2 separate regions of the Homo sapiens genome follow, and region 1 is linked to region 2. Evidence: read pairs that join two places in POLR2A ChIA-PET (ENCODE). Cell type or tissue: PC-9. All regions are shown on one strand. Each heading gives the region's core, and the rest is flanking DNA. Links, peaks and the distances in the headings are about the cores only. Region 1 overlaps SPRED2 (sprouty related EVH1 domain containing 2). Region 2 overlaps LOC105374781 (a long non-coding RNA gene).

What was found. ChIA-PET counts read pairs that join two places held together with the same protein. Peaks named below come from ENCODE experiments on the same cell type or tissue, not always from the same donor. Only the 100,000 strongest peaks of a DNase experiment are listed, where the experiment ranks them.
Region 1: POLR2A ChIA-PET joins it to region 2 with 5 read pairs; 9 of 35 experiments call an interaction of 5 or more read pairs at or near these places.

What each region holds. Positions count from the first base shown.
Region 1 is chr2:65,422,738-65,428,121 of GRCh38, forward strand. All of the region lies in intron 1 of SPRED2 (sprouty related EVH1 domain containing 2), which reads right to left. Among named protein-coding and RNA genes, the nearest start is that of SPRED2, 7.2 kb to the right of the region's middle. In PC-9, for the core only: no CTCF peak of the experiment used is centred there; no DNase peak of the experiment used is centred there.
Region 2 is chr2:65,503,349-65,508,732 of GRCh38, forward strand. All of the region lies in intron 2 of LOC105374781 (a long non-coding RNA gene), which reads right to left. Among named protein-coding and RNA genes, the nearest start is that of SPRED2, 73 kb to the left of the region's middle. In PC-9, for the core only: no CTCF peak of the experiment used is centred there; a DNase peak (open chromatin) is centred at 2,253; H3K27ac peaks cover 1,579 bases.

The DNA.
Region 1 (5,384 bases), core at 284-5,283, 81 kb before region 2:
TAAGGTCTTCAAAGGTTTTTTGTTGTTGTTTTTTATTTTAACAAACAGCAGAGTACTGTTCTGAAGTGTGCTCACACACAGATCAATGAGAAGGCAACCAATTATTAGGCCTTCAGGGCCAGAGGTGAGCTGTTGAGCCCAGGCACATCATTCTAGCAAGGCAGATTTGCTTTGCGAGTCTGAGCCTGAGAAAAAAATCAAACTTGACTTAACCTTTAAGCAAAAGGGAGAAATGTAATAACTATATTAAGACTATAGTCACACTTACGCTGCTTTAAAAGATCTATAAAAATGAGTAAAATTACTGGGATGTTGATAAATTAAACCTCTAGTCTAGCACTATGTCTGTATTCCCACTCCATCGTCCACTTTATTCCTTGGCTGGAAAAATAAAATGAAATGCCAAACATGGCATTCAAGTAGACAAAACATGTCATAAGCCAAGTGACTCCTAAGAGGATGGTCAGTCCCACCCATCCACACCAAGCCTACTGACTTTTGTTTTAGAGAGAATTTGAATGCTGCTGGTAATAAGGTATCTAGACCACATATCAGGAATGGCGTAGGGATGGCAGGGGAGCCAAGGATGCTATTACAGGTAGGTACTCTTACCCTAAGAGAACAGACAAGCTATAAAACTCAGAATCTCAAAAAGCACAGCCAACTGGGATCACTGAGTAAAGGGGCCAATGGTCAGCTGGGCATTATTGATTATCACAGTACAAAAACTACCAGGACACCATTAGAAAGCCAAAAGAAACAGTCAGTCTTAGAACATGACTTCTAAATCCTAATTATCCTCCCACAAGCTCCCTGAGGAGCCTTGAGCAAGTCATTTCAGCTCTCTAAGGTACAAAGTGAAAATCTTGTTTCCTGCCTTGTAAAGTTCATGGATCTCCTCTGCCTTGTAAATTCTGAAAAGAAAGAACACCTTATTACATGATGGGGGACAGACCTGGGGTAGATGGATGCTACTGAATCTCAATTTCTCAGGTGCTGTGCTAAAATGTTTTACCAAGGCTACCTCATTTATGCTTTTTTTTTTTTTTCTTTGAGATGGAGTTCTGCTCTTGTTGACCAGGCTGGAGTGCAATGGTGCAATCTCTGCTTAGCACGATCTCTGCTTGGCATAACCTCCGCCTCCCAGGTTCAAGCGATTCTCCTGCCCCAGCCTCCCGAGTAGCTGGGATTACAGGCATGTGCTAGCATGCTCAACTAATTTTGTATATTTAGTAGAGATGGGGTTTCTCCATCTTGGTTGGGCTGGTCTCGAACTCCTGACCTCAGGTGGTCGGCCCACCTCGGACTCCCAAAGTGATGGGATTACAGGCATGAACCACCATGCCTGGTCCATTTCTACTTTTTAACAGCCTATTAGGTATACAGCAGAATGAACCTCATTTACATTAATCCAGGGCTGGTGGCTTGGGATACTTAGCAGGGTCCCTTAGTGGCAGGGGAAGAGGTACGGTCTCACTCCAAAGTCCATGATTCTTCCACTACCATCATGGCAGCCTCTCCTTTAGTAGTTTTGAAAAAGCAACTCAAAGTCTTTTTTGGATATAGGTATCCAAAAAAGATAATTGTTAAATTGTGAAAAATTGTTAAATTTTTATACACGGTACAATTATTTTTTCAATTAATGAATAGTTACTTCAACCAATTGATAACTGTTTACAGAAAGCCTACTATGTGCTCAGTGTTCTGCCAGGCCATGGGTATGAGGGTTAATAAATTATTCTCAAAGGGCATGGTGGTGTACACCTGTGGTCGCAGCTACTTGGGAGGCTGAGATGGGAGCACTGCTTGAGCCCAGGAGTTCAAGGCTCCAGTAAGCCATGATTGCACCCCTGCACTCCAGCCTGGGCAACAGAGCAAGACCCCATCTCTAAAAAAAAAGTAATAAAAATAAAAGATAAAGCTATTCCCATGCCAGGTGCAGGTGGCTCATGCCTATAATCCCAGCACTCTGGAAGGTCGAGACAGGAGGACTGCTTAAGGCTAGGAGCTGAAGGCCATCCTGGGCAACGTTAAGAAGACCTCACCTCTACTAAAAATTTAAAAATTAGCCAGGTGTGGTGGCGCACACCTACAATCCCAGCTACTCAGGAGGCCAAGGCAGAAGGATCACTTGGAATACTCCAGCCTGGACAACAGATCAAGAGTCTGTTTCAAAAACAAACAAACAAACAAACAAACCTATTCCCACACCTAGAAAGACAGATGGGCCAAGCTTCTCTGTGCATTCTCAGTTAGTATGGATGCAAATACAAAATAAACAGTGCGTATCTGAAAAGTCAGTACTGGAGGCCAGAGCCAAAGCAAAGCAGTAAGAAAAAGAAACAAGAGGAATAAATAATGAAAATGAAAAGACAAAGATGTCATTACCAGATGAACAAATGAAAGTCAATTAAAAACTTAACTGATAATTAAGTTTTAAGCATTTATAAATGGACCACAGGAAATATATCAAAGAATAAAAACAACCAGATCTGAAAAATCGTTATTTCAGGACACAGAGGAGCCAAAACCATACATTTTAGAAGCTCCCAATATTTGTTCTAATCTCTTCAATCACAAGTGTTAAATGCTAAGGGTGAAGTCAAAATCTGTTTCTTTACCTTTACCCTCTAAGTGCAAGTAAACACAGAAAGTTTGTTTTTAAATAAATATTCAACTACCCTTTGAGAGTAGCAGGAAGAACATAAGCACAATTTGATAATACGTGTGCAATATGCCACATGTGAACATAATGTTGATAAAGGTTACATGAGAAAGGGAAATGGGTAGTTATGAAACAATTGTTACTTAATTTAGCAAACTCCCATGATCCTGGCCTGACTTTCTTTCCATGACATGGGACATATGTCAAGATGTAACAATCCTTCATGTCTATCCAGGGAAAGCATATAAAAAATATATTTTGTTCCACGGGGCACTGGAGCATCAATACAAAATATTTCTTCTACTTCAAAGTCACTAAGAGCCCTAGAAAATGCCTTAAAAGCACCATCACAATGTTCTAGATTTAAATAGTAATTTTTAAATATTTCTAAGAATAAGTTATCAAGTTTATTGAGATGACGGGGTCTTTTTAAAAAACTCGGCCTAATTTACCTTAGTAAAAACAAGCCCAAACAAATAATCACATACACCAAAACTTTCTGGTCTGCCTCTATTATCACTTGTTCAATTTCTGAAAATTTTGCTGTTAGACTGTATTTGTGTTCAGCCGGCAATACAAGAATGATGCCAATATTGGAGTTCATCAGCACAGCTGTATCCACCCTCAAGTGTTAAGACTCCAGCAGAACCCTGCAGCTATTGAAAATTGTTAATACTGTGATTTCTGCAGAGATTCTCCTACAGAGGCATAGAAACAGGCCCTGTCTTATTGTGGTCAAGATTTTTTACTTGTCAGTTCTCGCAACAATGAATGGAATAAAAATGGGTTTTGAGTTACCAATGACAGATCACTACCACCAGATAGTTCTGCATGGAATTTCCACAAAATACCAGAGGCTCAATGTGAACATGGTTGAGTTTCTCAGGAGGCTTATATATATATATACCCTAAGTTAACCAAATACAACAATTGTAATTATTGCATTAGTCAGTAGGGATGAAACAGCACTTTAAAATAATTAAATCCATTATTTTATTCAATAGACATTAAGCAACCACAATGTGCCCAATGGTGTTGGGCCAACAACTAGAAAACTAGGCATTTGAGAAGTAACCTTGAATCCAAAAAACTCAAATTCGGATGCAGAATCTAGCTGGGTATAAGCCCAACTTGAAATAATAATTGCCATGTAATGTAGGGAAAAAAATAATACACACAGACATTGATTTTGACTTGCATTTTGACTTTGACTTGATTTTGACTGGGAGGAGGGGGTTATGGTGGGAAAGTCAAAAAGGACCACCCAAACGCAATGGCTCAGAGATGGCTGGGGGCATGAGCAGAATGTCACCTACTGGAGAAGTGAAGGAAGAAAGAAGAGAATTTCAGAATAAAAGCAAGAGTAAGCAAATTGCTAAGGCAAAACAGTTTTGGGTATTGCTACTGATCCACTTTGTATATATTGTACTGGATAAAAGGACAGGAAAGCAGAGGGGACCAGCTTTAGTTAGAAAGGAGGTTGCATTTGCTAATATTCCCATGGAAACAAACCCAGACCACAACCAGCTGATGGAGCTTAGTCCACTCCAGGTCTACCACCTCACTAGCTGTTCAGCCTTGCACTAGGCACTTAAGTTTATACTATGACAGGTCCTAGCTTACAAGCTCCTTAAGGTCTTTTCAGGTTTTTTTTGTTTTTTCTTACTTTTAAGATTTTTTTTTCCTGGAGACAGGGTGTCACTCTGTCGCCCAGGCTAGAGTGCAGTGGTACGATCACAGCTCATTGCAGCCTCGACCTCCTGGCCTGAAGCCATCCTCTCCCCTCAGCCTCCTGAGTAGCTGGGACTACAGGTGTGCGCTACCACACGCGGCTAATTTTTATTTTTTATTTTTTTGGTAGAGACAGGGTCTCACTGTGTTGCCCAGGCTGGTTTTCCTGGCCTCAAGCTATCATCCTCCAGGCCTGGGTCTCCAGTAGTGTGGGGATTTTCTGAGGAATAAATCAAGATTCTAATTCTGCACAGTCAACTCCATATTTTTAACATTTAAGGGTTCTACTCATGTATAGTAGAACCATACCCCCTGGTAGAAACATACCTCCCTTTTTAAGGCAAACACAAAGAAAATGGATCAATACTCACTGTATCGGTTTAATTTCCACAACTGTTATTTCAGTTAACATAGATCTAACATTCCAATAATAACCAACTCTGAATTTGCACTACTCCCATTATCTTTGAGGTGTATCACAGAATTCTCAAGCCCAAATTTATTTAAATCCATTTTAATTCAGTATGCCCCTCATGCTTCACAGCATTTTCTGGGAAGATAAGTGAAGTGAGAAAAATGATGGCAATGACAGATTGTCACCAGTTCAGAAGAATAATGAACAAGCATGATTGGCAGAAAGGCTGCGAGCTCTGAGTCAGAACGACTGAGGCTGGACCACCCCAATGGTTCATAGTGGTTAGTTAAGAGCACAGAGACCTTCCTGAACCAGGCTACTGGAGTGCTCCATTCCCAGCTCCTTCAGTTACTCACAGGATGACCTTGAGGAAAGGACTTCACCTCTCTGTGCCTCACTTCTCCCTATTATAATAGGGATAATAATACCAACTACCTCGCAGGATTTTTAAGAAGACTAAATGAATAAAGTGCTTTAAAAAAATGTTTGCTGTCTCGGGCAACTAACTTGACCTTGGCTTTCTCATCAGTTAAATGGGGGTAATACCTTCTTCACAGGGTTATCTGAAAATGA
Region 2 (5,384 bases), core at 180-5,179:
TCTTCTGAGGAGATGGAAGAGCTGCAGCATAGAAGAAGCTGGGGAACAGGCCCAAAACCAAGGGCCCCAGAGTCTAGGTGGGATTCCTTTGGCTCTGGCCCTAGGCCTGGCATCTGAGTATTATAGAGAAACTCATTTTATGTTTATCCAGGGGTTCTTGCATTGCCTGTGATTTCTGAGGATGCTTTTAAATCACTAGTATTCACTGCCTCTACTAGAACTTCTGTACACTGGATTTTATTCCCCCCAGCTATAAGGGCTTGTGAAAATATCTTAAAGAGTAGAGTAAGTAGCTCGGGCAGGCTTGCATTTGCAAAAGCCCACCCTCACTGATGGAAGACTGGTGGGAGGCCCTTGTGATAGGTTGAGGGAAAGAAGCTGAGGTTTTAGTTGGGGCCCAGGATTGGGGTGGAGGGGAGGAGATGGGTGTGAGTTTTCCCCTTCCCTTCTCTGTGGGCGATGCTCCACATACGGTGGCAAGGAAAGTTTTCTGCATTCTTCAAAGCATGAGCAGAGATCTTTTGCATGCTGTTTCCACGGGTGTTTCAGGGAGCTCTCTGTAATAAGGGTTCCCTTTGTGGCAGTTGGCAGTCGGTTCCAAGCTCATCATTTTGTTGCAGCAGGACTTGGCAGGGGCATGGGAGAACAAGACTTCTGCTGTTCCTTTGCCACTCTGAGCTCTGCACCCGTACCTATGAGGGCTACCTCTTTCCTCCATCCTGTTCCACCTGTCCTCTTCCTGCCATTCTTTTGTCCAAACCTGTGGGAGGCTGCATTCAAGTTCACAGAAAAGGGGTACCTGTAGTCAAAAAGGGTAGGAGGATGGGAGGAGAGGATTAAGGAAAAGCCAACTTTTGCCTCAGATGCCCGGCTGCTTTATTATGCATGCTTTCCTCTTTCTCACTGTTTTTTGGAAAGGCTGAAAATAAACACTTTTGTAATACTGACTTGTAGTTCACACTTTCCTGACAAGTTACTCAAACTGCAGCCACAGCCGCTTAAAGAGAAGTTTGACGCAAGCCTTATTCAGCAGACGCTTTCTAATTCAGAATGTTCCGAGGCAGTTGATCTTGCTACTTCTAAACTAGTGAAGGGGCCGAGGAGGGGGCACATTGCTTAACCTGGGAGCCCTGGGCCAGTACCCACCACCAGCAAGTCCACCAGCATCTCCACCACAAAGTCAAGCTTTTGAGACTGCTGGGTCCTCAGGGCTGTTACCCAGCTCACTTATTCAAGAAATGTCACAGAGTCATTAAAAATCTCACCTGGAAGAAACTATGAACATCTCTTAATTCAAGATCCCTTTTTCTGTAGGCCAGAGAAGTGACTTCCCTGCTTAAAATGAACAGAACTATTAGGAGCTAGGGATACAGCCCCAAACTCTGGAAGCTTCCCATTGAGCCATGCTTTGTTAATTTCATGGATTTGATTTATTACGTTTCAGTTTTTATTACAAAAACTTTCAAACATACACAAAAAGTTGAGAGAAGAGTATAATGAACATCTGTGTACCCATCACTCAATGTCAATACTGGTCGCCGATTCGATGTTATCTTATCTAGTCCCCATTTTCCCTCACTGCAACCAGATAGACGTCGTAACACTTTATCCACAAGTACAGCAATATGTGTCTCTAACAGAAAGCTTTAAAAAATAGTGTAACCATAGTTACCATTATCACATCCACAAAATTAGCATTATTTCTTAGTGTCATAATACCTTCGAACACAGTTTTCTCCGGTTGTGTCAAAAATGTCTTTTTGCAGTTTGTTTAAATGAGGATCCAAACAAGGTCCACACATTGCATTTGTTGACATATTTTAAGGGGTTTATACTGTCATGGTCCCTCCCCTATACCTTCCCCATGCCATTTGTTTGTTGATATAGTTGGGTCATCTGTCCTTCAGAACTTCCCACGTTCTGAATGTGGCTGGTTGTATTCTGCTGGTGTCCTTCAACCTATTTTTCCATCCTGTTTCCTGTACATTGGTACTGAAGATGTAGACAACAGTGATTCTCAGCTGGGGGAGACTTTGCTTCCCTCACCTCCCAGGGGACGTTTGGCAATGTCTGGAGACTTTTGGTTGTCACACCTGGGGGTGGGGGTGCTTCAGGCATCTGGTGGGTAGAGGCCGGGGATGCCGCTAAACATCCTGCAGTGCACAGGACAGCTGCCCACAGGAAAGAACCACGTGTCCCCCAATGTCAGTAGAGCTGAGGTTGAGAAACCCTGACTGGGAGACTTGAAATTCAAGTTTTGCTTTTGGCAAGGATATTTCATAGGTGGAGCCGTGTACTTCCTGCTGCATCATATCAGAACACTGTGTCTGATGTTAAGGTGATGTTTCGGTTGGTCAGTGGATTCAGGAGGGGTCAACCTCACACATCATAAAATTAGCCAAATGGGCATGTTTTGAGAGTAAAAGGGAGTGCTATTAATAGATGAAAACTGGGAATGTTTCTGGCAAACAGAGACATGTGATTATCCATTGATTTTTCAAGAGCTTTATTCATCTCTAATGAATTTTCTTTCACTTTTTTACCAGTTTTAATCAAAGTTACATGGGCACATAATTTTTTTATTTTTAAATTCATATATTTTTAAGAGACAAGGTCTCACTCTGTTACCCAGGTTGGAGTGCAGTGCTTGATCATAGCTCACTGTATCATCAAACTCCTTACTTCAAGTGATCCTCCCACCTCAGCTTCCCAAATAGCTAGGACTATAGATGTGTGCCACATGTCTGGATAATTTTTTTTTCTTTTGTAGAAACAGCGTCTTGCTATGTTACCCAGGCTGGTCTGGAATTCCTGGCCTCAAGTGATCCTCCTACCTTGGCCTCCCAAAGTGCTAGGATTACAAGCATGAGCCACCGTGCTTGGCCCATGGGCACATAATTTAAAGAGGCACATAATTCTCCTAAACTTGTTGCTGCGGTAATTTCCTCATTCCTCCCTATTTTCCTTTCCTAAGAGGCAACCACTTTCAATTCTTTCAGTTGGTTCTTGTAATATTTATCCTCACACATCCTAATATGCTTAAATTGCTACTTCATGGTTTTTCTGTTTTTGGCATTTTAAAAGGACTTCTTTCTAAAGAATATAATTTATCTTTCTGACAATGCTCTCTAGCCCCCAGTACAAGCCTTTCTTGACCTTTCATTTTCTCAGAACAGTGAAATTCTAATTTTAGCTGTCTGCTTATATTTAAGAGTGGGGTATTAAAAAGCCAAATAGCAGCTCTGATCTTGTGAGTGGAGCCTGTTGACTGCTATCTTCCCCATTGGGTTATCTGGCTATGCTACCCTCCAATGTCAGGATGTTTGATCATTTCTTCTTGGGCCAGTAAGTCTTCCAGTCTTCTGCCCAAGGAGATAGACCGGGCTGCCAGGGTCCTGGGACCCAGGTGGGGCCAAAGAGCAGTGAGTCTCAGCATTCCTTCTGTGGACTTTCCTTTTTTTGTTGTAATTCCTTGCCATCAGTGGTGCCCGCTGTCCTTCAGTCAGTCCTTAGAAGCTCCATTAACTTCCTCCAGAGAATAAACCTTAAGTCTAGTGGCAGGATTGTGGGAGGTCAGTTGCCCAGTTGCACAGAATTGGGGAAGGAAGCTAAGGATCAAATTGTTATTTTTTTTAAAAAAACAGCTTTATTGAGATATAATTGACATAAAATAAATATCACTTATTTAAAATGTACAATTTGATAAGTTTTGACATGTGTATACACCCATGAAATTATCAACAGTCAAGATAATGAGCACCTGGGCATGGTGGCTCACGCCTGTAATCCCAGCATTTTGGGAGTCCAAGGCAGGAGGATGACTTGAACCTAGGAGTTTGAGACCAGCCTGGGCAACAAAGTGAGACTCCCATCTCTACAAAAAATTTGAAAATTAGCCGGGCGTGGTGGTGCATGCCTGTAGTCTCAGCTACTCAGATGACTGAGTGGGAGGATCGCTTGAGCCCGGGAGGTCGAGGCTGCGGTCAGTGAGCTATGATCACACCACAGCCCTCCAGCCTGAGTGACAGAGTGAGACCCTGTCCCCCTCCCCCCCAAAAAAGTAAAAATAAGATAATGAGCATATTAGTTGCCCCTTAAGTTTCCGTTGCCCACTCAGGCAACTGCTGATCTGCTTTCTGCCACTAGATTGGTTTGTATTTTCTAAGATTTTATGTAAAAGTAATCATATAGTACTTGCTCTTTTTAGGGGGGAAGGATTCTGCTTTTTTTTCACTCAGCATCATTACTCTGAGATTCATTCAGGTCGTTGAGTATATCAATAGATTATTCCTTTTTATTGTTAAGTAGTATCTCATTGGATTAATACACCAAAATTTGTTTATTCATTTACTTGTTGATGGACATATGGATTGTTTCCAGTTTTTAGTTATTACAAATAATACTGCTATGAACATTCATGTGCAGGTCTTTGTGTGGACATGGTTTTTCATTTTTCTTGGGTTAACACCTAGGAATGGAATGGCTGAGCCATATGGCAGGTGCATGTTTCACTTTTTTTTTTTTAGTTGAACTTTGAACAACATGTTTAACCTTTAGTGAAACTGCCACACTGTTTTCCAAAGTGGTTGTACCATTTCATATTTCCACCAGCAGTGAACCAGAAAGTTCTAGGTGGCTCAACATCCTTGCCAACAAGTGATTTGGTCAACCATTTAAATTTTAGATATTCTAGTGAGTATGTAGTGGTATCTCACGGTTTTAATTTGCATTTCCTAATGACTAATGATGTTGAGCATCTTTGCGTGTGCTTATTTGCCATCTGTATATCCTCTTTGGTAAATTGTTCAAATCTCTTGCCCATTTATAAAATTTGGTTGTTTTGTTTTCTTATTGAGTTTTGAGATTTCTTTACATATTTTGGATACAAATCTGTTATCAAATGTGTAACTTGCATATATTTGCTCCTAGTCTGCAGCTTGCCTTTTCATTCTCCTAACAATATCTTTCAAAGAGCAAATGTTCTCAGTTTTATTTCTTTTTTCTCCATAAGAGATTTTAGAATCTTCCATAAGTGTTCTTAATTTTGATGAAGTCCAATGTATTGATTTTCTTTTATTGATTTTGCTTTTGGTGCTGTTTCTAAGAAATATTTGCTTAACCCAAGGTCACAAAGAGTTTCTCTTGTTTTTTTTTTTTTTTTTTCCCTAGATGTTAATAGTTTTAGGTTTAGGTCTGTGATCCATTTTGAGTAAATTATTTTTAATTAATTTTTTTTTAAGAGACAGAGTCTTGGCCAGGCATGGTGGCTGACGCCTGTAATCCTGCCAGTTTGGGAGGCCAAGGTGGGTGGATTGCCTGAGCTCAGGAGTTTGTGACCAGCCTGGGCAACATGGTGAAACCCAGTCTCTACTAAAATATAAAAA